Linked DNA regions of Mus musculus: region 2 is linked to region 1. A link is a loop called in an ENCODE intact Hi-C map of the cell type or tissue named here. Cell type or tissue: heart. All regions are shown on one strand. Each heading gives the region's core, and the rest is flanking DNA. Links, peaks and the distances in the headings are about the cores only.

Evidence for each region. Hi-C counts contacts between places; a loop is a spot of excess contacts. Peaks named below come from ENCODE experiments on the same cell type or tissue, not always from the same donor. Only the 100,000 strongest peaks of a DNase experiment are listed, where the experiment ranks them.
Region 2: a loop joins it to region 1, with 2.1 times the contacts of the local background. A loop is called at or near these places in 3 of 42 quality-filtered maps.

What each region holds. Positions count from the first base shown.
Region 1 is chr9:62,885,039-62,900,768 of GRCm38, forward strand. Pias1 (protein inhibitor of activated STAT 1) reads right to left here. Exons shown (of 14, transcript NM_019663.3): 9 at 10,793-10,953; 10 at 8,091-8,221; 11 at 7,088-7,268; 12 at 2,270-2,412. Among named protein-coding and RNA genes, the nearest start is that of Calml4, 35 kb to the left of the region's middle. In heart, for the core only: no CTCF peak of the experiment used is centred there; a DNase peak (open chromatin) is centred at 9,683.
Region 2 is chr9:62,965,754-62,981,483 of GRCm38, forward strand. It overlaps Pias1 (protein inhibitor of activated STAT 1), which reads right to left and starts at 15,126. Exons shown (of 14, transcript NM_019663.3): 1 at 15,095-15,126. The coding sequence starts at 15,118. Gm35574 (a long non-coding RNA gene) reads left to right here and starts at 14,761. Exons shown (of 6, transcript XR_379535.2): 1 at 14,761-14,774. In heart, for the core only: CTCF peaks have their summits at 6,815 and 8,867 (motif pointing left); a DNase peak (open chromatin) is centred at 6,848; H3K27ac peaks cover 506 bases.

The sequences.
Region 1 (15,730 bases), core at 4,928-12,927:
ACTCAGTGGGTAAGAGCACCCGATTGCTCTTCCGAAGCTCCTAAGTTCAAATCCCAGCAACCACATGGTGGCTCACAATCACCCATAATGAGATCTGACTCCCTCTTTTGGAGTGTCTGAAGACAACTACAGTGTACTTACATATAAATAAATAAATAAATAAATAAATAATTAATAAATAATAAATCTATCTTTTTAAAAAAAAAAAGATGCTGGCCTGGTCTACACAGCAATTTCCAGGCCTGCTAAGGCGAAATCGAAGACTGTCTCAAACAACAACAACAAAAACCTACCAAAACAAACAAACAAACAAACAAACAAACCAACCAACCAAAGAACAAATTGAAAACTATGAGAAGTCGAGCTGAAGGTTCTACGGCACTTCTACCTGTAGACTATGAAGGACAAAACCCAAGTTTTGGCAACAGTAACTTGCTCTTATTTAATCTATCTATTTGCCTGTCTGTTTGCTTAGATGGAATCTCCTGTAGAGCAGGCTGACTTGGAACTTCTTCTTCTTTTTTAAAAAGATTTATTTACTGTTATATGTAAGTACACTGTAGCTGTCCTCAGATACTCCAGAAGAAGGCATCAGATTTCATTACGGATGGTTGTGAGCCACCATGTGGTTGCTGGGACTTGAACTCAGGACCTTCAGAAGAGCAGTCGGCGCTCTTAACCACTGAGCCATCTCGCCAGCCCCAACTTGGAACTTCTTAATCAAGTCTTCACCTCTTGAGTGCTGGGACTGCAGGCACATCCTACCTACCATTGATCTGGTACTGAGACTCAAACCCATCATCTCATGTACACCTGGCAACTGTGCTACACACTGAGCTACACCCCTAGCCCTTAAGCATCCTTTCCACCCAGTTATACTCCACACAAGTGCCTCTTAGGGTCTTTCATGACTTTTGGGTTGACTTTACAGGTAAAAATTTAAGAGTCACACAGATTATTGCAAAGCTTTTAATTCTCCCTGTCAAAGTGTTTACTTCCTGTCATCTAGTCCAGATTGAAGCCCAAGGGTGTCTGTACGGCTAGGCATGGTGGCATATGCCCTTACTCCTCATATTCAGGAGGAGGAGGCAGTCGAGTCTGAGATATAGGAGACCCTGTCCTTAAAAGTAAGTGTCTGGTGGCATCACAAAAAGCCTGACTCTTAATTCCCGGGTGCAAGCACACCCTTCCTAACTTATATAATGGTAACATTAGAGCAAGAAAACCAATGGTCTCATGCTGATGTCCAACCTTGAGTACACCAGCAATGCAATGTGCTGGCAACCACTCCCAGGATGTAGCGACAGTGATGCATGTGTGCAAATAGGTAAGTAGAGCTGTCTAGAAAACTGCTCAGAGTACCCTGCATCTGGGAAGTTAAATGATTAGTCCATAAGCCACTAAGTTATAAAGATAAATCTATAGCTGAAATTCTTTTTAAGATACAAATGAATGTACTGACATATCAAACTTTAAAAAAAGAAAAAAAGATGAGTCTGTGCAAGACAGTATATGCTGGCTGGTATATATCTATGAGTTTGAGGCCAAGCAGGACTACATAGAAAGACTATCTCAAAAAAAAAAAAAAAAAAAAAAAAAAGGTAAGATTCAAAAGAATTTTAAATGTCTCAATTTGTCACTACTTATAAGACAATAAAAAAGTGCTGACAAGATGTCTCAGTGGGTGAAGGTTCTTGTCACCAAAGCTGATGACCTGAGTCTGATCCCTAAGATCACATGGTGGAAGGAAAATGAATTCCTGCAGGCTGTCCTCAGATCTCCATGTGTGCCATGGCATGTAGCATCTCCACAATGCAGTGCATGCCTAATATCCTAGCTCTTGGAAGGCAGAGGCAGGAGAATAATAGCAAGTTTGAGGCCAGTCTGGTCTATTATATGGAGAGCTTTAGGCCCAAACCAGGGCTATCCAGTAAGTCCATCTCTTGTAATACACACAGTATCTGTTACATGCAGCTATCATCAAAGAACAAAACCAACACTCATTTCCATCGAACTCAAGGCCACATACAGAAGTATGTCAACAGCCTATGGAGTACTGGGAACTCACAATGCCTTAAGACCACTGCCCCAGTATTTCCAGAGCAGTGAGCGCTGGCTACTGAGGAAGGTATCATGAAGACCCAAAGCTATGTTCTTCCTATACTCACTTTCCCCTACGCTCGCTCCCATCCCCAGACTGCAGCTGCTCAGAGTGTGACACAGCACACTCTGTCAGCCTGTGTGACACAGCAGAGGAGCAGGAACTCACCTTGTAAGTCATAAGGCATAGGCGTCATGTGGAAGGGGTGCCTGTAGTCCTGGATGAGGGAGGTGTTGATGTAGCTTGTATCTACAGCAGGAAGGCTTGGGGTGCGGGACACAGGCGAGGCTTGATGAGGAAGACTTAAAATGCTGGGGGAAAGAAATGTTCAGAAAATTTAATAGTCACTTTAACAGTTTGGCAAATGCAATTGTATACACCACAATAAGTCCTACTTTTTAGGATAAAAAATTAAGAGTAACAAAAAACCCCCCAAAACAAACAAACAAACAGTAAAGTCAATGGTAAGAACTACTTTAGGGGGGGTGGGTATGGGGGGGCCTTTGGGATAGCATTGAAAATGTAAACGAGGAAAATACCTAATAAAAAAAAAAGAACTACTTTAGGCTTGTGGTAGTGTTTGCAGACACTGTAAGGAGAATCAGAGATGCTACGGTAAAACTATTCATGCAGTCCACACAGTCCTTAGATCGCCATCCTCCACTCTGAGAACGCAGGAGCAACACCCAGTTGAGTTACCATGTTGGACACGGGTGGAAGGCACTCCTGAAAAAGGCAACTGTGGTCCTTTCTAAGGAGGTGCAGAATGGGGTAGGGAGTGACACTCTAGGGATACTCTTTGTGCTGGGTAAGTTTATTGTCAACTTGACACATGGCACATTCATCTGATCTGAGAGGAGAAAGTGCCTCTGTAGTCCTGGGTGAGCCTGGAAAGCATTTTCTTAACTAGTGATTGGTTAAAAACCAGGCTGAGTAAGCCAGTAAGCAGCACTTCTCCAGAGGGCATCAGCTCCTGCCTCCAGGTTCCTGCTCTGTTTGAGTTTCTACCCCCAAATCCTTAGATGATCAACAGTGCTGTGGAAGTGTAAGCCAACAAACCCTTTCCCTGCCAACTTGCTTTTTTGTCATGTTGTTTCATCTCAGCAATAGAAACCCTGACTAAGATACCCTGTTAAGGAAAATAGAGACAACTAGGGCAATGTAGCAAGCTGAGCACTGAGAAGAAAGCTGACTTAAAGCTTGCTCAGAGTGAACTCTGGAGTGACTTTGGTGCACCCAGTGTCTAGCTTAGCTATCAGTATAGTCAAATAATAGGGCTGTTGAAGCCAATCAAAGCAGCAGACAAGGCACCAAAGTGTCCCAAAGTATAAAGGAGGGACAGAGGTATTAAGAAATAAGGGTTGAACTGAAGGGAAAAAGGAACTCCAGAAAAGCACCAGCAGGCTTTATCAGCCAGATGCCAAACCCGTCTCCTTCCTTCCCTTAAAGAAAAAGGACAGCCAGGCTGTGGATTGTGGCTTTAATCCCAGCACTCGGGAAGCAGAGGCAGGTAGATCTCTGAGTTCGAGGCCAGCCTGTTCTACAGCGTGAGTTCCAGAACAGCCAGGGCTACACAGAGAAACCCTGTCTCAAAATGCTAAAACGAGACCAAAACCAAACCAAACCAAACCCAAAAATCAAACCACCCCAAACAAAATGAAAGAAAAAAGGAGGAAGAAAGAAACTTAAGAACTGACTTTGAGTTATGACAGTCCTAAGGAGATTTATGCACCACTCCACACAACCCCTAACCATGAAAGGCTAACAGGCACAGAGGAAAACAAAGTAATGAGAAAGGGAAAAATATAGGCCTCTTCACTCCGAATGCAGTGTGTGTTTGTGCACTAGAGTAGTACACAGGTGCTACAGCATGCATACACAAGGAGGGCTGAGAACAGCTTCCCCTGCCTATTCCTACACTACTCATGGATATGCTGGGCCAGATGGCTTATGAGTGTCAGGGCTTCTCCTGTCTCTGTCTGCCTTCTTGATTTAGATATGCGTGGTACTTGATCTGGCCTTCCACAGAATCTGGGGAATCATCCTGCTTTTATAGCCAGTACTTTATCCAGTGAACCACATCCCCTGATCTTCTATTTCCAATACTCCATGTCAGGTACTTGTAGGTGGAGGTACAAATTTAATGGTAGAGTACTTCAAATGACACAAAGCTTACATTTCCAGGAACAGAATCCTAATTATAAATATGCACTATACATTTCTGAATGGAATAGGTGCTGCACAGAAGTGTTTCAATCAGTGTGAATGTAAACCTCTAGAAAACACCACGTTCCTCAGCTGTGTCCTTGTCTACGCTTAAGAGATTCTAACAGGAGAAAGCAGCTGACTGCTTGTCTTCACAAACACCTCAGTCTAGCAAACAGTATGGAACTTCTGGGTGAATAGAACACTCAGCGAGGTGCTACAGTACCGGATTCTTTCCAGTTGTGGACGGCTGCCTGTCTTCTATTTGTGAATGCTCTCAAGTATTTCCTTGTTATAATGCACAGCGGCAAACGACCTGCTGGGCTTCATGCTACAGCTACCAGCTGGTTGCCACTGTGAACACTTACAGTGCTCAGATGCAGCCATTCTTTTAAAATGCTGGAGACATACAGGTTTTAGCTACATATCCACAGAGGAGGCTCTGGCCTTTGCAGAGCTGTATTTAGGCTCAATTTATCATGGGCAAATCAGGAAAGTAGTTAATGCAACTAATATAATTTTCCAAACATAATAAACAGGGCTATTTTGGGAAGAACTATAATAAATATTCAAAGAAAAAATATTAGATTTCTAAAGACTCCAAAATTTTCCTGATTTAAAAAAAAAAAAAACTCAGATAGTAAAAATACTGCAGAGTTCACATATGACTATTTTGACAGCCGTAAAATTAACTCTAGAGTATTTATATACTTGTTTTTTAGAAAGTATCATTTTTTTTCAAAAGAACGTATCTTAATTTTGCAATCATAGCACAAAAAAAAAATAACAATACAGTTGTCTCCTGATTTCTTTGGGAGGCTGAAGATATCCAGATCCACCAAGGTCACATTTTGTCCCTCATATGTCTGTCATAGAATTCATGTGTCACCTAAGCATTCCATCTGGGTCTCTAGGTTCTTCAGAACACTTACTACGTTGAAATCATCATCATCAACGTTGTCTTCACTACTATGACTACTAATATTATTGGACAGGATGTCATCTAGTCCAGGTGGCCCCAAACAGTCTTATGAGTGATGGGGTTATGAACAACATGATGGGAGGCTCCTGGGAACCACAGACAAGTCTTCAAAAGAGGACTACTTCAGGGAAGCCCAAGTCACTGCAGTTCTTTCCTGCACCTCACACACATCTGCAGCCAGTTTCAATGACCTGGTGTGTCCAGCTTTCCACTGTAAGTGCTCTACTGGAATTCATTTTACAGCAAGTAGGTTCCAGTTTTTAAGCTAATGTTCTAAAACCTACAAGCAGCAAAAATGAAATCTAATCTTTGTGGGTTTTGATCCAGACAGGAGCTGTGGAAGGCACTTCATTGGGCCTCCTCACATTCAGAGAACATCAGTCTTGCTCTATTTCCTAAGAGCTAACTAAGGTATCTGAGCACTGTGCTGTCCAAGTCTGGGCTGGGCATGAAGGCCAGCAGAGTGGCAGAGCACCGGAGTTCACAGGAAGAACTGTACTGTGTACACTGAACAAGTCCACTTGGGGGAGGCTAGTGGCTCAACTGTTCATGCGGCACACACTCTCAACAGGATGGCTGCTACCAGACTAAAACTGGACAATGACTGTAAACAGATCCTGAAAGGAGAGCAACACCTCAAATATGAGGAAAGGACATCTTTTTTTCTCCTCCTCCTTCTTCTCCTCCCCCTCTCCCCTCTCTCTCTCTCTCCCCTCGCCCCACCCTTTCTTTCTTTCCTAAGAATGGGTTTCATTACATTTATCAGGTTGTTCTGGAACACACAGAGATCCATTTGCCTCGCTATTGCACTTGCTATTAAGTCTGGCAATCAAAGTTTGACACATGGTAGAGGGAGAGAACCAATTACTGAAGGTTGTTTCTGACAAGCACATACATACAAATAAAACAAGTCTTAACAAAACAAAACAACCCTGGTTAAATGCAAAACAAAAAAAACAAAAAACAAAAAAAACCCAAACAAACCCCAAAACCAAACCAAACCAACACCCAAACCCTCTTGGTGATCCTCATGTGCATCAGAACTGCTAAATGCAGCAGAGTCATCTCTTTAAAGACTGCGTGAGTGTGTGTGCACCCTTGGAAGCCAGACGGTGTCATCAGATCCCCTGGAGTGGAAATTACAGGCGGTTGTGAGCCACCATGTGGGTGCTAGGAACTGTGCATAATACACCAAGTACTCTTTTTTTTTTTTTTTTTTTTTTTAAGATTTTATTTTATTTGTGATTATACTGGGGGAGTATACTGCTTGTAGGGTTGCCACTGGACAACACTAGCCTTGCGGAGTCAATCCTCTCCTTCCTTTGGCTTCTGGGGAGTGACTCTGGGCCTTTAGCTTTGCCCAGTCACTGCTTGTGGTCACTGAGCCCTGGGATTCAGATCTTTGTGAGTACATTGTTGCTGTATTCAGACACACCAGAAGAGGGCACCGGATCTCATTACAGATGGTTGTGAGCCACCATGTGGTTGCTGGGAATTGAACTCAGGACCTCTGGAAGAACAGTAGGTGCTCTTAACCACTGAGCCATCTCTCCAGCCCCACACCAAGTACTCTTAATTGCTGAGCCATCTCTCGAGGCCCAGAAACATCTCTTGATATGATGAATCCTATATACAAACTCTTGGAGAACTCTACTCTACTTCATCAAAAACACAACATCCCTAGGAGAGTCCATCTCCAGTTTGTATTCACACACAATGGTTTACTTGGCAGCCTTGACCCTACTTTGCAGATGAACTTTCATACATGAGTGTTTTGCAAAGGTTCTAGCAGCACTCACCCTTTATTACTTAGTGGTGACGTAGGAGACAGGGAAGGACAGGTCCTCTTGGCAGGGGGTTCTTCCTCCTCTTCATCTGACGAGCTGTCAATGGTTAGGTCAATGACCTCGACTTTCTTGTTTTTATTTGAGGACTGGTTGTGGGACGCTACCTGATGCTCCAATGTGGAGCTCAAGCAACCTGTGCAAGAATGATTAAAACGCAAGACCCGTGTCAATCCTCTTCTCCCAGTGTCCCTGCAGACGAGCACATCCACTTAGCAAAGCAACACCACGGGGTAGCAGAGCGATGTAGTAAGGTAGCTCTGCTTTACTGGGTTTAAAAATGGTGGCATTTTTATTGGTTGTTAATCAATTATTTGAAAAATAATTTTGAATTAGAATAATCAAAATATATCTTAACGCCTTTATTACTCCAATAATTCTGGAGGCAGAGGCAAAAGATCTCTATGAGTTCAAGATCAGCCTGGTCTACATAGTGAGTTCCAGGACAGCTAGGGCTACATACATCTTTTATATCTACTTTAGAATAAAAGTAGTTTTAGAGCAGGATTGTGTGTTACATGTTTTTCTACACAGCATCTAAAGTACCTAGAAAATACTGGTCCTCTCCTAGCAAATCACCAAAGTCAAATCTATCCCCACATATACGAAAATATTTAAAGAAAAGTAGCTGAGTATGGTGCTGCACACCTTTGGTCTTAGCATTCAGGAGGCAGAGCCAAGCGAATACAAAATATGAGACTCCAAAGTCTAAAACAAAACAAAACTAAAGGAAAACAAAAAAAGAAGAAAAAAAGAAAATCTAGTACCATAAACATCTTAAGGCTTGCAAAAAGTTGATTTAAAAGGAATCCTGCTATTTGTGGACATTTAATCAATAACCTAAGAATTACTGAGCTATTTGCACTGCTCAGTAATTTCAACAGTCTGCATTTCTATATTAAAAACCATGGTGTAGCACAACAGCAAGCAACCACCCAGGCCAAGGGAAGCCACTCACCATCAACTCCATTGTAGGAGGCAGTGACTTCTTGAACCTCCTTCTTTGACCTCATTGGAGCCCACGAGCCATCCTCCTTAAACTGTATCTCGTCACAGTCTGTGCAGTACTTTAGAATTTCCATAAACAACCTAGACAGACAATAGAACATGTTTTAAGTGAAGAGACATGAGAACCATAATTCAGAACACTTAGATCACAGGTGTTTTATGAGAGGTAAATGGAAGACAGGGAAGTAGAGCAGACAAACTACATTCACCCTCACACATGCGCTACACGGGAAACAGTTTACATAAAGATGCCATGGAACCTGGAAAGAAACGACAACTTAAAAATATTTCTTTAGTTTGTGCTATATGGGTGGGTAGGTGCCACAGTGCATATGTGGAGGTCTAAAGACAACTTGTATGAGTTCGTTCTCTACTTCCACCCATGGGTTTTAAGTCTTAAACTCAGGCTGTTGGGCTTGGCAGCAAGCACCTTATCTCATCCCCAAGAGTTTTAAGGATACAGAAAAATGTTCACAAAAACTGAGGTGGTTAAGGAATAACATATCTCAAAACAAGATTCTGTGTGTGAATAAAAGCACACACTAATGATCTCTAGATGGTAATTTTATATACATTCAATTTTTTCTTTATACTTTATATTCTATATTTGCAAATTGCTAAAAGATCTTATCTGATAAACTGAAGGGATATATATAAAAATGTCTAACCAGTGCTAGAAAGATGGCTCAGTGGTTAAGAACACTGTTTTTCCAAAGGTCCTGGGTTCAATTCCCAGCAACCACATGGTGGCTCACAACCATCTGAAATGGGATCTGATGTCCTCTTCTGGTGTGTCTGAAGTAAGCTACAGTGTACTCATATACATAAAACAAATAAAATTTTAAAAGATGTTCAACCAACAGTTAAATCCAAATAAAATATACTGGTACTAAAAGTTATTAGTAGCATATAATCAAAATTTATGTAAAAACTAAACTAGAAGTTTTATTAAAAATGCCTTTTATTTCCTGTTCTGTTTTTGAAAGAGCGAGAGAGATCTGTATTATAAGAAAAGGAAGAACTAAGATAAATACTATACAGAGGTGGTAAAATATTACTATTAGTCTAAATTTATAAATTAGTTATCATTTCATTTCTGAAAAATCTAACAGGAAACACTACTTCCTCATATTCTCCCAAGACTCAACATTTTTAAAGCTCTGGGTTGTAAGTCTATTGACAAATACATTCAATTCTTGTATTATTGTCTTCAAGGCTCTTATGTTTTCTCATATACTATAAATAATCTGTCTTGTTTGAGTATTTTGCTGAAGAATACTAGAAATATTAGGGAGGCATTTTTCTCTTTTCACAATGCATTTCCTTGTTTCTTGTTCAGTGGCAAAAAGGCAACCAGAAACCTAAGGGGAATGGCAGACTCAGGCAAATATCAACAGGTCAAGACCAACAGACAGATGGCTAAGAAGGAGAACCTCTGCTCACTGTGTGCAATGGTGAGGACAGAGACCGAAAACACAAAAGGGGAAAGGCAAGGCTAGAAACAGAAGCTGCAGAACAACAGGAACTGCTATCAGCTGGTTGTCCTTGGCTGGGAGCCCTGACAGTGGACAGAAGTGGCAGGGCTTGGTGGACAGGACAGAAGCCAAGCTTCTTCTAAAAAGCCCAACTTTGAAAAGAACCTGTAGTATTTACAAATTGCTTAAATTATTTGTGTGTGTGTGTGTGGGGGGGGGGGGGGTATGTGCACATGGAAACCAGAAAAGGTTATCAGATACACTGGAGCTGGGAACTGAACTTGGGTGACCTATAAAAGCAGTATAGCTCTTAACTGCTAAGCCATTTGTTTAGGACCAAAAGCTATTTGTTTGTTTATTTATTTACTTATTGGATGAGTTTCAATTGCTAGAATCTCAAAATTTGATCATGCATCCTCTTAATGCATGCACTTTGTAGGTCTTAGATGTACTCAATACACACACACACACACACACACACACACACACACACGTATATCGTCTGCTTAGAATTACTGCTTTAAAATAATAAACAGAAGGTGCTGAAAAAAAAGAGGAAAAAGCATGTGTTTTCACAACAAGTAGAATATATACAGCCATAAATAAAACCAATGTTAAAAAGTATTTTAAAGGGCTGGAGAGATAGCTCAGCAGTTAAGAGCAATGACTGCTCTTCCAGAGGTCCTGAGTTCAATTCCCAGCAACCGCATGGTGGCTTATAACCATCTGTAATGGGATCTGATGCCCTCTTCTGGTGTGTCTGAAAACAGCTACAGTGTACTCATACAAAATCAATCAATCAATCAATCTTTAAAAAAATGTTTTAAAGATGGGAGAGACACCAAGATGGTGGAAAGGTTCCTGCCACTAAGCCTAACAGCCCAAGTTTGATCCTCAAAATATAGATGGTAGAAGAAAAGAACCAACTCTCCAATGCTGTCTTCTAACTGCTATATGTTTACAATGTACCTTCCCAAATAAATGTTTTTTAAAAATCCTAAAAGATGAAAAATATTTACAATACTAGTTACTCACTTTTAGTTACTCACTGATTTCTAGAATAATGAAAATTCCATAAACAAACACCTTTGAAAAAATTACCTCTAGGTTTTATCTCAAACCTGATGGCAACAAACTTGAATAGCAGAAAAACAAAAAGAGATAGAAACATACATACCCGTCAATAATAAGGTGTTCATATGGGGCCTTCTTATCACAGACAGGACAAACCCATGTTGGTTTTTTCTCATTCATTTGAATGTAAAGAGTTGCATCAAAACACTGAAGGTGGGAGCAGGTAAGTGCCCGACAGGGGATTGTCAGTCGCATTTTCCCAAGCTTTAAGGAAGGGAAAGTTCAATGTTAGTATGTGCTGCTGAAAACCTAGGCTGTAATAATGACTTCCTGAAATACAACATGCATGTACTGTGATTTAAAGCGTAGTGTGTCCACAACCCCTGTACCTAAGGTTCAGTTAATACCATGGAAGAGGGGAAGAAAGAGTGTAAGAGCCAGAGAAGCATGGGACTTGCCTAGACTATTTCCTAGGATCAATAGGGAAGCTTTTGATACTCCAACAATACTGCTGCCTAAAAAGACCTGAATAAGGATAATACCAACAGACATGCTACAGGAAAATCCTGGACAGGGGACCACTCCTAGACAAAGAACTATACAGAGACAATTGAAGGATACTGAGATTAGATGAAACAGTCTTTCCCAGGGGTGATCCTAATCGGTTATCAGGTATCAAATGGTCAGCTCTGAAATTATATACATACAAGTAACAGTCCATCATATGGACTGAGCAGGTTGTATTTATATATTTGGTGTGTGTGTGTGTGTGTGTGTGTGTGTTGTATGTAAAAACAAAGAAAAGAGGCTGTGATTTTGAGAGTGAGCAAAGGAAGGGGTACTTCAAAGAGATTAGAAAAGGGAAATGGGAAATGTTATGCTTACATTTTAATTTTTAAAAATAAAAATTTTAATATAAAAACCATGTTCTACATGATATGTTTGGATATCAAACACAGTGACTATGGATAGTCTACCATAAGAGCAGTGAGACTCTTGTTGGGAATGTCTGAATCTCTCTGACTGTGCTCTCACCTTGTGTGTGCGTGCACACAAGGGTGTTGACCTAGGCCTCACACTTGCTAGCCAAGCACTTTACCACTGAGCTGTATTTGTAACTCTCACATGCTCTCTTAAATCAGCCTTCAACCTGAAAAAAGTTAAGAACCGTCTACGTAGAGATTTAGACAAAAGAAGACCTGGAGATCAGCATGGCCTCCAACCTCATCTCTGAATAAGTACTTAGTTCACAGGGTGAAGCCCAAACCCCGCCTTTCCTCCATGATGTGAGGCATAATGGCTGGGGCAGCTCTGAAGAGGAGACAGATGTGCGCTCTGAATCTCTCTCCTCACTGGGCATCACCACACAGCCAACAGCCCTCTCAGACATCACTAGTACATTTGGGGACATTTTTCTTGCCCAATAATTGTGGGCTGAGCTGACACTAGCTGACTCTACTCCACATATGGAGGTCTTCTTTAATCCTACACTGCTGTTGCTTGGGCCCAAGGTAGATATATTGCTGGGGACCTGCACAAGGAGTAAGGTATTATGATGTCCATCACCACCACAGGGTTTCCAAAGTCCATAATAGCCACAGAACATGTAACCTACTCACTCCCTATAATGATATTATTTGGTAAGTTCATGAAAAAGACTTTCCATATGTTTGTGAGTTAAAAGAGGAAAAGGTTCTTGGCTTACAAACCTTTCAGGGAAATGTGTAATTTCCTTGTCTACCAAGGAAACCAACTGTCATGGGCCCTAAATGACTGTTCTGATTCCAATGATTTACTGTGCTTCTAGGGAAGATAGTTAACCTTTCGAGGCCCCCTTTTCAACCTAGAAAGTAGCACCATTTTCTCTTCACTTCCACCAGATGCAGTGATAAAGATTTTTTTTTTTTTGATTTTTAGAAATAAACTTTTTTATTAATCAGTTTATTCTTTTACATTTCAAATGGTATCCCCTTCCCAGTTACCCCTCCACAAATCCCTCATCCCATCCACTCTCTTCTTCTTCCCCTTTGCCTTTATTTTTTTTCAAAAAAATTTTATAAGATATTTTCTTTATTTACATTTCAAATGCTATCCCGAAAGTTCCCTATACCCTCCCCCCGCCCTGCTCCCCTACCTACCCCCTCCCACTTCTTGGCCCTGGTGCATATAAAGTTTGCAAGACCAAGGGGCCTCTCTTCCCAATGATGGCCAACTAGGCCATCTTTTTTCGAGACAGGGTTTCTCTATGTAGCCCTGGCTGTCCTTGAACTCAGAAATCCACCTGCTTCTGCCTCCCTAGTGCTGGGATTAAAGGTGTGCGCCACAGGAAGTGATAAAGAATTTTAAAAGAACATGCTAACAACTTAAGCCAGGAGAAACATCATTTATCTTGTCCAAAGCACAGAGAGGAGGACCAGGAGGAGACTGAGAGTGACCTTTTCTGTGCGCCTCTACCCTGAACAAGACCATCCTGCTTTACTTCTTTGTGCATCTCCTACTGGAAACAGGTCCGACCCGAGTCCTCGCCCTCACTATCTATACTGCAGAATGACAGACAGTCTCGTACATGGACAGACTGTCAGCTGTGCATGCTAGCAGTCCTAGGAGAAACTCTTTATGTCTGAAAGATGTGAATTATAGGATTCACATGGGGATTATAGGAATAAAGGCAATGTGAAAGGAAAGCCTCTTTCAAAGCATAAATAAAGTACGTGGCTTATTGCTCCTTATTGACATCTTCCTCCTTCCTGACTTCCTGTCTACATGAAGCATCAGGGAGAGCCCCACAGCTCTATAGCTGGGAGCTTATGTGCTGGCACCGAGCTCCCATCGGACTTTCAACCTATACTTTCTTCATGGAATATTAAGCAATCAGTAGAAATCTGCACTTCACAGCTAAGGTCTAATTTAAGATATAAAAACTGAATTTGGAGCTGAGATGTTATCAGTAGAACATTTGCCTAACATGCAAGAAGCTCTGAGTTCTAGCACTGTTACTCCCATATTTGTCTGGCTCTGGAATCCCAGCACTTGGAAAGGGAAGCTGTTCAAGGTCACTCCCAGTCTGAATGGTGAGTCTGAGCCAGCGTGGGCAATATGATTCTGGATTTCAAAAAACAAACAAATGGCCCGCCACTAAAAGTATATAGTAATAAAAGGATAAAGAAAAATTTGATTTAGCACCATCAACTAGATCATACCTTAGAAATGTTGATGGATTAATAAGTGCCTTAGCTAATGGCAAACAAGCAAAGGATCTTCTATTGCCAGAACTAATTTGTTCTTTGGCCTTTTTTTCATATGTTTATGGAAATCAAATCATAAGAATGGAATACAAGTTCAGTAAAGAGTGTCATAAAGCTGTTCAGTTAGTCCTTTGTGCACAGAGGCAAGAGAACAATCCCACGACACTGTGGTGAGCTCCACCAACAAGGTGACCTACAGTCTGAAAGCAAACTGACAAGTAAACAGTACAGGAAGGACAGTTAAGAACGGCCTAGGAAACCAGAGCTCATGTTCACACCTATGGCCTTTTAGTAGCTATACCACAAATGTCATCTCAAAGAATCATAAAATAACACTTATGTGAAGAATACCCCTACCTCTCACTTTAAAGTCAATCACTAGATTTAAGTGTCCACCAGACGAACGAGCATCTATTGTTTCTAACATGGTATCGGAAGGGGCAAGCACTGAGCAGTTTATTCTGTGGATTACAAAGTTAGTTCTTTCCCTTTGAAAGATAAGATGGGTGTCTGCATTATCAATGGATAAACATAAACATGTTTTCTAGTGAGGCTGCTTTACTCAGCCATGCTAGGGTTCATGATGCTGCATGAGAATAAAACTAGCTGTAAGCTGGCTTACACCAGCAGGAGCCTACAATGTCATGACAATATGTGCTTCTTCATATAATAAGAAAGTTTGATTGATACTTAAAATCTTGTTAGGTTTTTCATACTAATAAGTACTCATAAAATAAATTTCTAGTTTATTTTTTCTCTTCTATCAACTCTAAATTATCTATGCTGGGTTTACAGGTCTGTGGAACAGCTCACATCATCAGACTTTCAACATTTCCGTTTCTGTTCTTAATAAATTAGAACCGACAATCCTCAAAGAGAAAAAGCATTTTAATTATTTTTGTTGCCTTTAGCTAAATGGCACACAAATAACAGAAACTCATTTATTCTGAGCTCTGCATATTACAAAAGGGAGATTTCTATGCACAGTCAGACAGCATATTTACATATTTCAAAGAACAAATCTCTTTTTATGATTCCATAAATTTGATATATAGATGAGTTATCACAACTGTATTTTATTTTTGAGCAAAAACATACCTAAAAATATATGGCCTTACTACTCTGGAATAACTGTAGGGGGAATTATCCCTTTAGCCAAACAGAAACTCATGACATATTGTAATTATGTATTACATATAGTAGCTTTTTTATAGTCTGAATTTTGAAAGCAGATGCTAATTTACAATGAACTGCTGAAACTGTTGGAACTAATGAGAGAGGAGCACAGGGGGACATCAAGTTAGAAACTGGCTCAGTAAATCAAGACATGTAAGAGGCAAATGTGATCCATCTCCCAGGAACATGGGGAGAGCACCTGAACCACAGAAAGAAGAGCATGTGAATACAACTGCTATCAGATACAGTGGGCTGCGTCTTCATGTGTCTGTTCAATGTTCTAAATACTACATATTAGTGCAGCTGTAAACATTTAAAGGTGGGAATGCAGAGAAACAAGACGTCTCTAGTGATTTAAGTAGGAAATGAAGCTTCTGTGATCTTCTAAATTTATCATAGCCTCTTAACTGGGGTTTTACAATGAAATGATGCAGCAAGAAACTATGAAAAGAGTAGGTTAAGTCAGAATTTGGAGAAAAAGACTGAGATATGTTATTTTAAATTATTTTGTTTAAAGCTTTTTTTCCTTACCTTCTACCTTCCTGATCTTGCACCAACTTTATGATTTTTTAACATTTATCTGGTTATTGAGGAACTTTTAATAATAGTAACAACACTTT
Region 2 (15,730 bases), core at 4,006-12,005, 80 kb after region 1:
GACTTGAACTCAGGCCCTAATGCTTGCATAGCAAGCACTTTTAGCACCAAACCATCTCTCCAAGTGCCTCTAACCTCCCCTTTTTAAAATTAAATTTTAAAAAAAGATTTATTTATTTATTTATTTATGTATTTATTTGTATGTGTGAATACACTGTTGCTGTCTTCAGACACACCAGAAGAGGGCATCAGATCTTGTTATAGATGGATGTCAGCCACAATGTGGTTGCTGGGAATTGAACTCAGGACCTCTGGAAGAGCAGTCAGTGCTCTTAACCACTGAGCCATCTCTCCAGCCCTTAAAATAATTTTTATATGTAGTTATTTTGTCTGCACATGTGTCTGTGCACTACTTGCGTGCCTATGAAGTCCAGAAGACATTATCAGATCCCCTGGGAGTCACTGTATGGGTGCTGGGAATCAAACCTGGACCCTCTGCAAGAGCAGCGAGCGTTCTTAACAGCTGAATCATCACTCCAGCCATTGCACAACTCTTAAGAGGTCTTTTACCTTTAAGAGGCTACAATATTGTGAAATCTCATTAGAAGGACTTCTAGACCAGTGTTTCTTTTCCAGTCTTTCCTAGGCTAGCCTTAGACTCCCTATGGAACTTAGGTTGACCTCAAACTTACAGCAATCCTTCTGCCTCAACCACTCAAGTGATAGGGTTACAGACATGCACCTCATCTGATTTTCTTTCAGTCTCAAAATCCTACAAAGACACTGGAGGAAAGGAGAAGCCAGTTTTCCAGACTCCATCCTGAGAAATACAGATGGGCTGGGATGACCAGAATCGTAAGTGCAGACAGAGGATGGCGTGACTAGAACCCTAAGAAGTGTAGGCAGGGGTAGGGTGACCTGAATGTATTATATGCATTGTCATATACGAAGTTGTCAAAGAATGAGGAAAAAAGTGTAGACAAAAATGTAAAAGGACCCAGTTGTATAGCTGTTTGGCTTTCATCCCAAAAGGGAGAGATAGAAAAAAACATGTAAATTATAAATCAATCACAGATATATTTGCAAGAGCTAAGCTCTGCTAGAGAGGAAATTATTAGCTACAATTGGGTTAGAGCACATCTCACAGACTGTTCATTTGTCCATACACTTCTCATTCATGACAATGCAGGGTTGAGACATAACCTCAAAAAACCAACAAATAAAATAAACAACAAAAAAATAAATATTCCTCATACCGTTAAAGATCGAAAGCACTTCCAGCACATTCATCCAGCACACTGGCTGCAGAGATACAGGACATCACTAACAGCTATGGGTTGGCTAACTTGTTAGTGGATACTTTTTCTATAAGCAAACGGTTTTTTGTCTTTTAAACTATAAAAAAATGTCAGAAATGGAGTAAAAGGGATAGTCTCATTTGAAACTAGAAATTCCTGTAGTATAACTCTTCATATTTTTTCAAAAAATATTTACATTATCACAGTTTTTATAATCTTGAAAATGGAGGCTCTTGCCTCTCTTGTTCTCTTGTTTCTCTCTTGCCCCCTTGGGCTCTTCCCTTCCTCCCTCCCTTCCCTATTCCCTTCCCCCTCTCTCCACATGTTCATGGCCGACTTCTACTTCTCTACTCTCTCCCTCTCTCTGCCTTTCTCTGCCTCTACTACCCTCTTAACTTCCCTCCCTATGCCCTGAATAAACTCTATTTTATACAAAAAAAAAAAAAAAAAAAAAAAGAAGGAAGGAAGAAAGGAAGGAAGGGAGGGAGGGAGGGAAGGAAACGGAAGATAGCCCTTTCCCTTTGTGTTGAATCTATCAAAACTAAGTTACTAGGATTGGAGCTGAAGCTCAATGGAAGAACTCTTTGCCTATCAGAGAAGAGGCCCTGGGTTTGAACCCCAGGACTACAAAGAAAAAGAAAAATCTACTGTATTACAAATCAAAACAGAAAACATTGGATTTTGTCTTAATTAGAGTTTCTATTGCTGTGATAATCACCATGACCGAAAAGCAACTCCAGGAAGGGGTTTCTTATTTAATTGTAGTATATCCTACGTTAACAGTCCATCACTGAGGGAAGTCAGCACAGAAACTCAAAAGGCATGTGCTGGGATTAAAGGTGTGCACTACCACACCTGACTTTCAAAATGACTTTTAATAAATAACAAATGTTCATTGTTAGACAGGACTATATAAAGAAACTCTGTCTCAAAAAACCAAAAGTCATTTCAAAGCATGGTGGTACACATTTGTAATACCAGCATTTGGTAAGTGCAAAGAGGAGAAAAGGAGGTCGAAGGTCAGTGCCTGGACTATAGTTCCATTTAGTAGAGTGTTTATCTAGCAGGAAACCCTGGGAAGCCCTGAGTTCAATTTCTAGCACTACAAAAAACAAACAATGTGGTACATGTCTATAATCCTAACACTTTAAAAGTGAACACAGAAAGATCACAAGTTCAAGGTCATCTTAGGTACATAGAGAACTTGAGGCTAGCCTGGGATCCCTGAGACCCTTTCTCAAAACAACAACAAAAACAAATTTAAAACCAGTTAGGACTACATGAAATCCTATCTCAACAAACAAAAATTCATTGGTCTAATCTCCACTCCAATTGATCTTTTTTTCTCATACATGACTTTATAAAACCATGCACTGGTTATTTAAAAAAAAAAAGTTGAGTTCAGCTGAGCATGGTGGTTCCACACCTAAAATCCTAGCACTTGAAAGAGGCAGGAGGGTCACGCTGAGCTACATCCACAGTCCAAAACCTGCCTAGGCTACATGAAATCTCATGTCAAAACATGGAGAATTTGCCAAGTTCCACACTTCTTCAAAAAGTGATGCAGCTCACTACTGTCTAAAGCATAGCTCGCTTACTCATATCACACCAATTGCATCAAAGGAGTAAAGTGTGCAATCTGTCAAACTCTTAGTGGCAAGTGCAGTAGTTTTCCAAAATTCAATTTCCCCTTGAAAGCTTAAATTTTATCATTAGCAATGAATACTGTCAGTTGTTTTCCTTGTAGTGACAGGCTTACTTTATTTTCAGGAAAATGTATGCCAAATCCCACCCTGTTCTGTATAACCACACTTTGCCAAGCAATTATTTCAAGTAAAAATAGTGTTCTACTTAGAAAGGCAGCTAGTTTCGTTTGCAGCTCAACAACTGCACAAAGCTCTTTTCTGAGCTAATCATCAGGCCTGCTACCAGGAGAAGCACTTCAAACAACACGCTCTAAAAGGTAAGCTAAGACGGACTCAATGACAAATCACTAACTTTTATTCCTTCATCAAGGGCATTAAATGTAACCAGGCAGTCTTCCTGAGTTCCCACACCATGTGTGTGCACTTTTACTTGAGAGAGAGAAAAAGAAATAGAGAGAAAGAGAGAGGAAGAGAAAGTGTGTGTGTGTGTGGGTGTGTGTGTGTGTGTGTGTGTGTGTTGAGAATCATATTGAGGACCTCAGGCAAACTAGGCAAACACTCTACTATCCAGACACATAACCTGTCCAGTTTGTTTTATTTTTAAAGCATATATCTATTTCAATTCCAAAAGTCTGATGATGAGACTATACCACTGGTATAATTCAGTCACACCACAGCAGGGATCTTGAAAATCACAATGGCTTTATTCATCACTGATGTTGTAATTGTCAGCATACCAAACAAAGTCCTACTGGTACTAGAAAAATGGTTTTGACCTAGATATACCCAGGGAAACACCAGGAGTCTGAGAAACAACCCCTATGATAGTAATAGTTGATGCATTGCACTTATAATCATAAAACACATACATTTTCTGCTTAAGTAATTATATATACACTCAAGCCAATAGTCTAGTACCTCACATTCAAAACACATAAATGAATGGAAGAATGTGAGACACTTTGTAAATAATAATCAAATCCTAGCTACTACACTATAACCCAAGTTCTAAGCATGGAATGTTATGGTTTAATATGAGTGTCCCCACAGGCTCGTGTGGGTCAGAACTTGGTCCCCGGCAGCAGTACTATTTTAGAAACCAGTGGAAGAAACCTTAAGAGTGGGGCCCTGATAGAGGACGTCAGTCACCGGGGAGTGCTTTTGAAGGGTGCCTTGTCTCTGGCCCCCTCCTCTCTGATGGCTCTTCTTAAGCTCCTGCCACCATGATGTTTAGCTCTACCACAGGCCTACGGTAATGGGACAAACATGGGCTGAAACCTCTGAAATCAGGAGCCACCGTAACCCTCCTGTCCCCTCCTCGGGTTGCTCAGTCAAGTGTCAGGAACCCTGACACCTCCTCCTCATTCCTTTTTTGGGCAACTTGTAGAAGCCTGGAATCTACAACAATCACAATCTCAATATCTCTCTCTCTCTCTCTCTCTCTCTCTCCATCTATCTATTTAATTTCAAGACAGGGTCTTATTATGTACTACTCCTAGCTGGTCTGGAAGTCACTACATATGTAAACCAGACTGGCCTCCAGCTGCCCCAGTCACCTGAGTGCTGGTGATCAAAGGAGCCACCATCCCAGCCATAATGATTTTAAAGTACTGGGAAAGCATTTACCTCATACATATGTGCAAGTACACGTCAATTAAAAAGATATTATGATATAAATAAAGCACCTTAAAACAGAAAAAATAAATAACCTTTGGAGAGATACTTTAAAAATTTAAAAACAAAACTACATAGTTACTCTGAAACTTTTCTGATCCTAAGAATAAGACCCATGTGACAATTTTTTAGGAAAACACCTTAAATTCACCATATAAGTACAAGTTAGCTAAGTTCTATTTTAAGCACTGTGTCATGTAACTAGAAACAAACTTGCTCACATTCAGAAACTTAAATGCAGAAGTGCTTTGTTGTGCACTACCAGAACCTAAGGCCACAGTCCATTTTTCCTTAAGCCAATACCCTTACCTGTTACATTCATCACATCTACTTTTTTGTTGTTTTGTTTTTCCAGACAGGATTTCTCTGTGTGTAACTCTTGTCATGCTGGAACTCACTCTGTAGTTCAGTGTCTTAGTCAGGGTTTCTATTCCTGCATAAACACCATGACCAAGAAGCAAGTTGGGGAGGAAAGGGTTTATTCAGCTTACAATTCCATACTGCTGTTTATCACCAAGGAAGTCAGGACTGGAACTCAAGCAGGTCAGGAAGCAGGAGCTGATGCTGAGGCCATGGAGGGATGTTCCTTACTGGCTTGCTCAGCCTGCTCTCTTATAGAACCCAAGACTCCCAGCCCAGAGATGGTTCCCACCCACAAGGGGCCTTTCCCCCTTGATCACTAATTAAGAAAATGCCTTACAGTTGGATCTCATGGAGGCATTTCCTCAACTGAAGCTCCTTTCTCTGTGATAACTCCAGCTGTGTCAAGTTGACACAAGACTAGCCAGTACAATCAGGTTGCCTTAAACTCAAGAGATCTGCCTGTCTCTGCCTCCAGAAGAATCAAAGGTATGCACACCTCCACTGCCTGGCCCTGTCACATCTATCTTCAAATCCAATCCCAACACTAATACTGGACTAGTTACACTAAATGTAGTACAGCTAAATAAACAGCTCAATAGTAGAGACCGCACAAGACCCTGGATTTGATTCTCAGAACCAAGAGGTGGGGTGGAGGGAGGGGTGGTAATTGCTTTCAACAGCAGCATAACAAAGTATCAAACACTCCATGCAGTCTTGTAGTCCCAGCAAGTGGAAAGCTGAGGCAAGATTACTATCAGTTCATGGGCAACCTGGGATACACAGCATAATACAGTTTCAAGACACCAAAAACAAGTACTTAGAACTTTTTGTTTTCCTTTTGCAGCAGTCAGGGCTAAAGTCAATGAGTAACTTCAATGTTATACATGGTGCTTAACAACAACCCATCCACTGCCCCAGTTCCAAGATACCCACCGCATGGTCCACATCCAAAAACATTATTCTGGACAAACTATCCAAGTTAATCTAAGTACCAACATGGAAAGAGTAAAGACACGACACTGTTCAGAGATGCTTCCAATTTAGACTGTCACAACAGACATGTGCATCAGCCTGGGTCCCAAGGAGAACAAACAGTAACATCATTTGTGAAGCTGAAAGATAGTAAACATCTACTAGGAGGGAACACAGTCAGCAACAGAGCAAATGAGTAACTGCTCTTCAAGTTATAGACCTTTCTGCTACAGCCAAGAAAGTACAAGACACACAAAATGGTCTGCAGTCAAACTGGAGAGAGCCCTGAGTATCATACCAGCTAAGACTGACTGTTAAAGGCAAAGCTACGGAGGTTTTTTATTTTTGTTTTGTTCACTGAACTTTTTGTGGATTTTTTGGGGAGGTGGGGAGGGCAAGGGGTGGGTAAGACAGTGTTTCGCTCCATTACTCTGCCCGTTCTGGAACTTGTTCTATAGACCAGGCTGGCCTCAAACTCAGAGATCTACCTGCCTCTGCCTCCCAAGTGCTGGGATTAAAGGCGTGCACCACCAGACCTAGCTCCACAAAGAGTGTTTATAGACAGAAGTCACAGGGTGAAGGAACAGTCTGTGTGAAATTAACATGACAACCAAAAAGAGAAACTGAAAGCAAGAACAGCAGAAAAGGTAAGGAAGCGATGGTTTCAAATGCAAGAGCATTCGCACCAAGCAGTGCTGTCAATATCCAGAACTGGTTCCTATTTAAAACATTCACACTTGTTTCATTTTCTTGATTTAAGAAAAAAATAAAAGGTGGTTTCTTGACCAAAGTCTGAGGGAAAGGCTTTTCTGCCTTTTCACGTGAGACCACTGAAACCAAAAGCAGAGGGCTTAGAACACAGGAGGGAGGCCTAGGTAGGATTAGCAAAGCACAGGGCTACCACGCCAGCGCTGTGCACAGGAGGGAGCTATACCCTGATAAAGCCTCAAGCAGGCCACACCGTGCACTGTAGTGGCTGGCCTTAGAGTCAGCTCTGACTACACAGAATCTACTGCTCTGTGCCTCGGCTCACCCCAGGGGTCGTCTGTGAGTCACTATGTAACTATCTAAAGCCAAAGCATAAACCCTGGGTCATCCACACTTATAGGACAAAACAACTAAGTACTTTAAAAACTTCTGCCGCCTACTCAGAAAGAACACTAGTGAGCAAATTTACAACAAATGTAGAACACAATCTATCCCACAGCTTAACTTCATCACTGGTTCCTTCCATGATTCACGACTTTCCAGATACAGCAGTGCTCTCGCCAGGGGTGGTAGCACACACCTGCAACCTCGGCATTCGGGAAGATGAGAAAAGAAAACCCTGAGTTTGAGACTAGTCCAGACTACACAGTGACAGAGCCTTGAAAAGAAAAAAAGTATTCTTAACTTACATGTGCACTTATTAATTACTATAACCCAAAAAGGTTTCTTCTTAAAATAGAAAAATATTTTCACAGCCTATGTAACCTTTCCATAACTAGCTCCTCCAAACAGCATTACCTACTAATTTAAAACCATGGCAACACTGATTTCACATTAAAAAATGAAAAGTTGTTCTCATTTCCACTTTCTCTATATTAATGTTCAATAAAGTTTCAACATGCCATTTAAAACTGACAAGCACCTAGTGCACAAAACTCACAATATTTGATTACTTTAATATAATTTCCAAAATCAAACATACTTGAAATCAATTAAATATGCTATATCATCATGGAGTTCATTCTTTATCAATGTAATCTCACCTGACACACAAAAGAAATAGGAACAATGAAGGTTAAACAAGAAATAAGCTAAAAGCTACTAATCCACTCCACTTAGGGCACCTGAATCAGAAAGAGCTGTACTGCTCTCTACACAGCTCTAAGGTCTGAGGTGTTAAAATCATTTGCAAAGCTCTATACAAGGCTATCCGCCAAAGCATGAACATCACAAGAAGGGTTCACTACCAGGCCCCTCCCCAAAGAGAAGCAACTTTATAAAGTTGAGCTACTAGAAGAATAAAATAGAAAGCAACCTCGATCTATATCTACAAACTTGAAAGGCTTGTCACAAAAATAACAGATTACAAAAAGTATCAGCTGTGGATATAGTTCAGATGATAAATTGCTTGCTTAACATTCATGATACTCTTGAGTTCAAGTCCCAGCATGACATACATCAGGCTTGCCTATAACCCCAACACGGAAGGTGGAGAGGAGGACCAGGAATTCAAGGTCATCCTACATTACATAGGGAACTTAAAAGACAACCTGAGCTATAGGTGACAATATTCATACGTGTGTATGTATACTATATGTATACTGGGCATGTGTGTGTCTGTTTACATATATATGTACATATACATATATATATATAATTTTTAATACTGTGATTCTTTCTTGTGAATATATATACATATATATACACACACATATGTGTGTATACATATATATACCTACAGTCACTGAAAGTCTACATATAGATCCCCAGATGTTAAACTGTAGTGTTTCTTTTTCTTTTTCTTTTTTCTTTTTCTTTTTTTCCGAGACAGGGTTTCTCTGTGTAGCCCTGGCTGTCCTGGAACTCAGTCTGTAGACCGGGCTGGCCTCGAACTCAGAAATCCACCTGCCTCTACCTCCCAGGTGCTGGGATTAAAGGCATACACCACCACTGCTTGGCTAACTGTAATATTTTTGAAAGTTAAAATTATAAGTGCTATTTTTCTGTCTTCTTTTTAGTATTTTATAAAAAAAAAAAAAATTTCCAAGCAAAATAGTAATTGCAAAAATTGCTATGCTTAGTTAGTTGGAGGTTAGTCTTAGTATGAGTGAGACTGTCTCTTTTTAAAAACCAAACAGTGAGGGTTCGGAGAGATGACTCAGTGGCTAGCTAAGAGCTGGCTGCTCTTCAGAAGCCAGGGTTTGATCCCTAGCATCCACAAAGCAGAGAAATGTTCTGTAACTCTAATTCCAGGGGATTTGATGCCCTCTCCTGGCCCTTGTGGGCACTGCATGAAAATAATGCATAGATACACATTTAGGCAAACACTCAAAGGCATAAAATAAAAATAAAACCTCAAAATTAAAAGAGGGGAAAAAAAGGAAGAAAAAAACAAAACTAGCTGGGCAGTGGTGGCGCACACCTTTAAACCCAGCACTCAGGAGGCAGAGGCAGGGGAAGCTCTGGGTTTGAGGCCAGCCTGGTCTACAGAGTGAGTTCCAGAACAGCCAATGCTACACAGAGAAACCCTGTCTGGAAACAAACAAACAAACAAGCAAGCAAGCAAGCAAACAAACAAACAAAAGATCCTGTCTCAAAAAAAATTTAAAAGAAAGAAAATTAATTTGTAGGATTCCAACTAACAAAGTCCAAATGTTTTTAAAGAGAGATTTGCAAAACCAGGCACGTTAGCACTCATCTTAATCCCAGTCCTCTGGAGTAAAAGGAGGGCAGCTTTTTGTGAGTTCAAGGCCAGTTTGGTCTACATCGTAAGATACAGACCAGCCAGGGCTCTACACTGGAAATGCATAGTGTCCCCACAAAATAGCCAGGCATAGAACTAAAGGAAATGTCTTAGCAGCATTACAATACTTAGTGAGCTAGGCATCTTAAACAACTCCAGGACTGCCTTGGCATTTTAGGGAGGCCGGCTGGTAACACTTGCCCTGGCCAGGCTTCCTTACCTTGCTCATTCCCCTCCTACTACATCAAAGAACTATGCGAAAAGCAAAAGTTATGTGATACATTATAAACTGAATAGCACTACAAAACTAAGGTATCAAGTATTCTTCAAACAGTAAAAGAAGAGAGTAGAGGGCTGGAGAGATGGCTCAGTGGTTAAGAGCACTGACTGCTCTTCCAGAGGTTCTGAGTTCAAATCCCAGCAACCACATGGTGGCTCACAACCATCTGTAATGGGATGTGACATTGTACTCATAAAATAAATAAATAAATTTAAAAAAAAGAAGAAGACAGTAGAGCATAGTGGCTTATGCCCATCATCCCAACACTTAGGAGAGATACACAACATCAGGAGCTCAAGGTTTTCTTCAGCCACACGGTGAGTTAAAGGCCAGTTAGAGCTACACAAAAAAGAAATGCTTAGTGACAGAGCTGAACACTTAAGAAAACAGTACCATCAATTCTGTGAAGTAATGAACCAAGCTCTTGTTTAGTTTTTAGTATGCTACAGCTTATAAAATCCCACTTTCTGAAGGCAGATACTTCTTCCTAGATCCCACTACAAACACAGCCACTTTATTTTCTTACCCCTAGTTACCAGCATGAAAGGGTACAAATTACACTGAAATCAAAAGCCTCAGCATGAACCCTGGAACAGCATGCTGATGGAGTTCACCAGGAGGAACCCAAGGTTAATCAGCTACTGCAATCAAAGGGGATTAGGAGACACTCCTGGAAGAGAAAGACAATGCAGTCACCCGGAGAAAACCAGCAAGGAAAAGGCGGCAATATTTCAAAACAATTACATCAACTACTTAAAAACTTAAGTGTTTTCCAAATTGTTTTAAAATACTGTTCCCAAGAAGTGACATAAAACAAAAGCCATCTAAATGCAGCACTTCATAAAAGCAAGTCAGAGAGATTAAAATCAAATCCATGAATAACATGTCAGACTTACTTGCTTCTATGTGAAATAAAAGCAGACGAATTACACCACAGAGATCAAAACTAAGTGGTTATTTGTTGAAAATAAAGAGACAGATATGACAACAAAATGTACTGATACACTTCCACAGCAGATACTTTAAAAGTAGGCTTCCCTGCTCATTGGATTCCATTATTTACTCCTTGAAAGTGATGAATCCTTCCCCCAGTGCTCCTTCTATGAGTTAACAGCAATACAACTTGAGTTTTAATGCAAAAGACATTTAAGAAAAAATAATGACTTTGGAAGGTGAGTGTGGTGGCTCATGCTGATATCCCAGCATTCTGGAGACTGAGGCAAAAAGGCTGTCACCCTCCAGGCCATTATGAACTACAGAGTGAGTCCTGACTCTAAAAGAAAAATGTTTATTTTTGTTATCATTGTGGTTTTTTCTTCATTTAGACCAGAGGTTCTCAACCTGTGAGTATTGACCCCTTTAGAGGCAGAACTACGACCCTTTCACAGGAATGGCTTTTCAGATATGCCAATCATCAAATATTTAAATTACAACTCATAACAAGTAGCAAAATTACAGTTATGAAGTAGCGACGAAATAATTTTATGGTTGGAGTCACCACAACATAAGGAACTGTACTAAAGCATTAGGAAGGTTGAGAACCACTGTTTTAGGGTATTTTGTGGTCATCTGAGTCTTTTTTTTTTTTCTCTTTAGTTTTAACCTGGTTTATTTTCTAGATAGAGTCTTGCCATGTAAGGCCAGGCTGGCCTAGAACTCACATTACTTAAATCTTAACCTTCTAAGTTACTAGGATTAAAAGCAAGGGAGCTGTCTATAAATAAATTAAATAAATAAATAAATAAAATTTTAAAAAGGCATGGTGGCAGTCCTTTAATCACAGCACTGCAGAGAAAGAAGCAGAGGCAGGCAGACCTTTGTGAGTTGGAGGTCAGCCTGGTCTACGTAGCAAGTTCCAGGCCAGCCAGAGCTCACAGAGAGAGACTGTCTTAAGAAAACAACAAATCAAAGTAACTACAATGAAACTGTCAGGTTATCGCTACCAAGATCACTTGGGCTGCACATCCTCCCCGTTTGAAGTGCCTTCACCTTCACAGCCTCCCAGAAATCATTTGTGGGTATTCCCCTAATGAAAACTTGAACTCTTCATAAGCAGAAGTGCACAGAGAACTCATTTTGATATGTATGACTCAATCTACTTTTTATTGGCAATATCTTCAAGCTTGCACTATCCCTACGGGGGCTTTGGATCTGTTTTTCCCATCTGATCTTAGCAGAATCACTATAGATTTAAAAGGATTCACTAAAAGGGCCATTAGGAAAATAATTATAAATACAATCCACTGCACAGTCAAATGTGGGCTGTGAATTGGGATAAGGAAAAAAAATTAGTGTTTCCTCAGCAGTTCCCATTAGAGTTCTGTATTTTCATTTAAAACTTAAAAATAAAAAAATCTAGGGTTCCCCCTAATTATTTAGACTTTCCCTATTTTATTAGCATATATGACCAATATCTTTCACACATCACTCACACAAACACATGCACACCCTAAAGAAAATATTTCTGAAAGGAATATATTCCAAACTTCACTGTACACACACACACAAAGATATGCATTCCTGTTATCATCGCCCCTACTCTCCAAAGCAGCAATACCACAATGAAGCCTTAGCAGGACTTTTACCACAGCTATCACCAGCTAAGTAATCTATCACAGCTCCTTTAAGTCTCAGGCACACACAATGACACACCAATGTGTCAAAACACTTATTATAATTTGAAAAATTATACAACAGAAACATAAGAGTGGAAAACAAACCCTCTGGAAATTTCAAGTAGCTTTTAGAGAGGGTGAAAAAATGGAGACCAGTTTTAGAAAAATACCATTTCCATTAAGTGTTCAGAGTCTGTGTGATACTGACTCATTTCTGTAAAGAGTAAACTTTACCTAACAAGACTCACACCAGGAATCTCATCTATCCCCAAAGGCACTCTTCTTTCTTTTTCCTTTTTCTTTATTCTATTTCTTTATTTTATCAAGACATGATCTTACTAAGTAGCTCTGCCTATCCTGGAACTCACTCTGTAGATCAGCTGATCCTCAAAAAGAGATTCACCTGCCTCTGCCTCCCAAAGGCTGGGATTAAAGGTATGGGGCCACTATGCCTGGCCCCGAAGGCACTTTCTTAAAATAGAAACAACAAAGGTACTCTGTTCTTTGCAGGTACTTTTCCCATATGGTTTTCAAGCCTTACTACATGGTCCATGTATAAAAAACTTGGCCAGCTATTTTTCAAATTGACTCCTAAAAAGTATTAGGAAGCAAAGATAAGACAGCAGCAACTCTGAAGAGGATGGGGGTGGCACATGCTTTTAATCCCAGCACTTGGGAAGCAGGAGGCAGGCAGATCTCTGAGTTCTGAGTTTGAGGCCAGTCTGTTCTATAGAGTGAGTTCCAGGACAGCCAGGGCTACACAGAGAGAAACCCTGCCTCAAAACAAAATCAAAAATAAAAGATGACAGTAACATAGTGACAGAAAAATAATTACATAAAATACACATACTTGAGCTCTGGGGTTTTTTGTTCGTTTGTTTTTATGCAAGGTGGTTGTCTCCAAAATGTTAAATTTCAGAGGCTTTCTTGGTGAAATCAATAGTCTGAAATTGGGATAAAAAAAACTATCCAAGTCAGGAATGGTGGTGAATGCCTTTAATCCCTTTAATCCTAGCACTAAGGAGGCAGAGGCTAGAGGATCCCTGAAGTTTAAAGCCTGTATGGTCTGTCTACACAGTGAGTTCCAGACCAACCTCAGCAACATAGCAAACCTCTGTCTTAAAAAAAAAGGGGGGGGGGGCGCTATCCATTAAGATTTTCTGTCTTAAACAAGTTAGTAATTAGAAGTAAACTTAAAAAAAACAAATACCCAAATCTTGTACAAAAATCTTGATATGTTAACACTCCAAAGTTACTAAGGAAAAAAAGATCTTCCAGTGAGGCTTTTACACACACACACACACACACACACACACAGGTGCACGGAAAGAAAAGTGTCCAGAAACACAGGTAGTGGTCTGCTTGTTTTAGAAGTTATTTCATTATAATGGGGAAAATAATAATTTTTTTTATTGATTATAAAAAGAATTTCTAAATCTCCCTGAGGATTTATAATTGCATAGCCCAATCTCCACTCTGACAGAGATGTGCTATAACCAGCTGTTTGGTTCGCACACAGGAAGCCAGAGAAGGGAATACCATGTTCAGAGCCTCTAAATAATATGCGTTAGTTAAGAACTGCCTGCCTGCTACTAAACCAGAATTATTCAAGCAGAGACCCATTTGTCACAATCCAATCATAAGGGTTCCACCAGCCCTCCCCCAACTGCTTGTGTAGTGGTATATGTGCTTCAGTAAAGGAGCCATCATCAGGTAAAGATTGGGGTGGGAGAAAAAGCGGGGGAAAGGGGGCACCCTTTCATCTAATTTCGCGAGGCATGAGTAATTGGTACAGTTGAGAGGAACGATGGAACGTTCTATTTATTGGAGGTTGGGGTGGGATGGGGGGTGGGTGGGAGGAGAATTTCGTTTAAATCAACATGGCCAGCAAGATGTCCCTAACAAACAAAAGGCAACGGGGGATATAAACACGAACCATTCACCTCCATCAGCTATAGCATCGCCATCATGGTGTGTTTAGAGACCCCCAAGGCTGCTCTCATCTGCCACACCAGAGACAGCAAGAGTGCAGAGAGGTGGCTGCATCCCCACCACCGCTCCCAAAAGCACACTCTTTCAATGGGTTGCTCCCCACCACCACACACACACCCTCCCCGGTGGCCCGAAATCAAGAGAGAAACAGTAACGTCCCGCCCGGGCAGACTCCCCCTGCAACCCTTTAGCCGAACCCCCAACGCCGGCTCCGGGCTCGCTAAACTTTCCAAGAGCTTCTCCCTCGTATTCCCTAGCCGATTGCCCCGGGATCGCGCATTCCCTCTGGCCGGGCACCCATTGACAGGCGGGCGGGCAGCGGCGGCAAGCGAGGCGGGGGCGCCTGGGCGCCGCGGAGGGGCGGGGCGGCCGGAGCCAAGTTCCCGGGGGTCCGAGCGCTGCGCCTGACAGGAGCCCGGGACGGCGAAAGAGGAAGAGGAAGCGGCAGCGGGGCAGTTTTCCCGATCCCCCTCTTCCCAGAGCAGCCTACACCCCCCCACCCCCTGGCTGCCCATGGGGGGGGGGGGGGGAGGCGGGCTGCAAGGTAAGGCACCCAGGCCCCGGGGACCGCCGCTGCCGCCACGTCCCGACTCACTCTCTCTTCGCCCCGCCACCCCCGCCAGAGGCGCCCACAACAATAACACGCCGGGGACGACCCGTCAGCGCCCCCGAGGCACCCGGGGCCCACGGCCCGCCGCAGCCAGGCCCCCTCCACTAAGGCCCGGAGCGCCTCTCCCGCCTACAACTCCAGACTCGGGTGGAGCCCGGCCCGAGCGGGCCCCCCAGGGTCCGACCCATCCCCCCGGCAGCCGCGGCGCCGTCTCCGCGGCCGAATATTAGAAGTGAATTCGAGCTGCGCTTTACCTTTAGTTCCGCACTGTCCGCCATCTTGCGTCTGTCAGCGCAAGCGCAATGAAGCTCGCCGGGGGCCGCGCTGGAACCTCCCCTCTAGCGGACTTGACTCCGCCTCCACCCCGCCCCTCAGCCTTCCCGCTCCGCCCCTGGCCTCCGCCCCACTCCAGGAGCTCGCTGCCCCGCCCCGGGCACGCACAGCTGCGAGACCCACACGCACTATTTAAATAATGGCGCCAAGCGGGAGTTTGACAGTTACTACCCCCTCGGCCTCCCCGCCCCCACACTGGCCGAGCCAGTAGCGCCCAGGGAAGAGGCCACATCTGGGGAGGTGTTGGCCTCAGTCTCATCCTTCGGCTGCCCTCTGAGCCCCAGTTGACTGAAGCCACGGCGCGCCCCCATGCGCAAGATGCGTTCTGCACCTGTACCCTACCCAGCTGCCGGTCGATCACAACTAGCCAATTAGTCAGTTTTGTCTAAGGAGAATTTGACGAAGCGTTTCTGGGTTTACGCAGATCCTCATGATGAGGCAGTTAGGCCAAAAAAGAAAAAAAAAAAAAAATATATATATATATATATATATCATTCCCATGGTATCTTTTCCGAAATAAAAGCTCTGAGGGGAAAAAGGGACTCTCCTAAACAGCA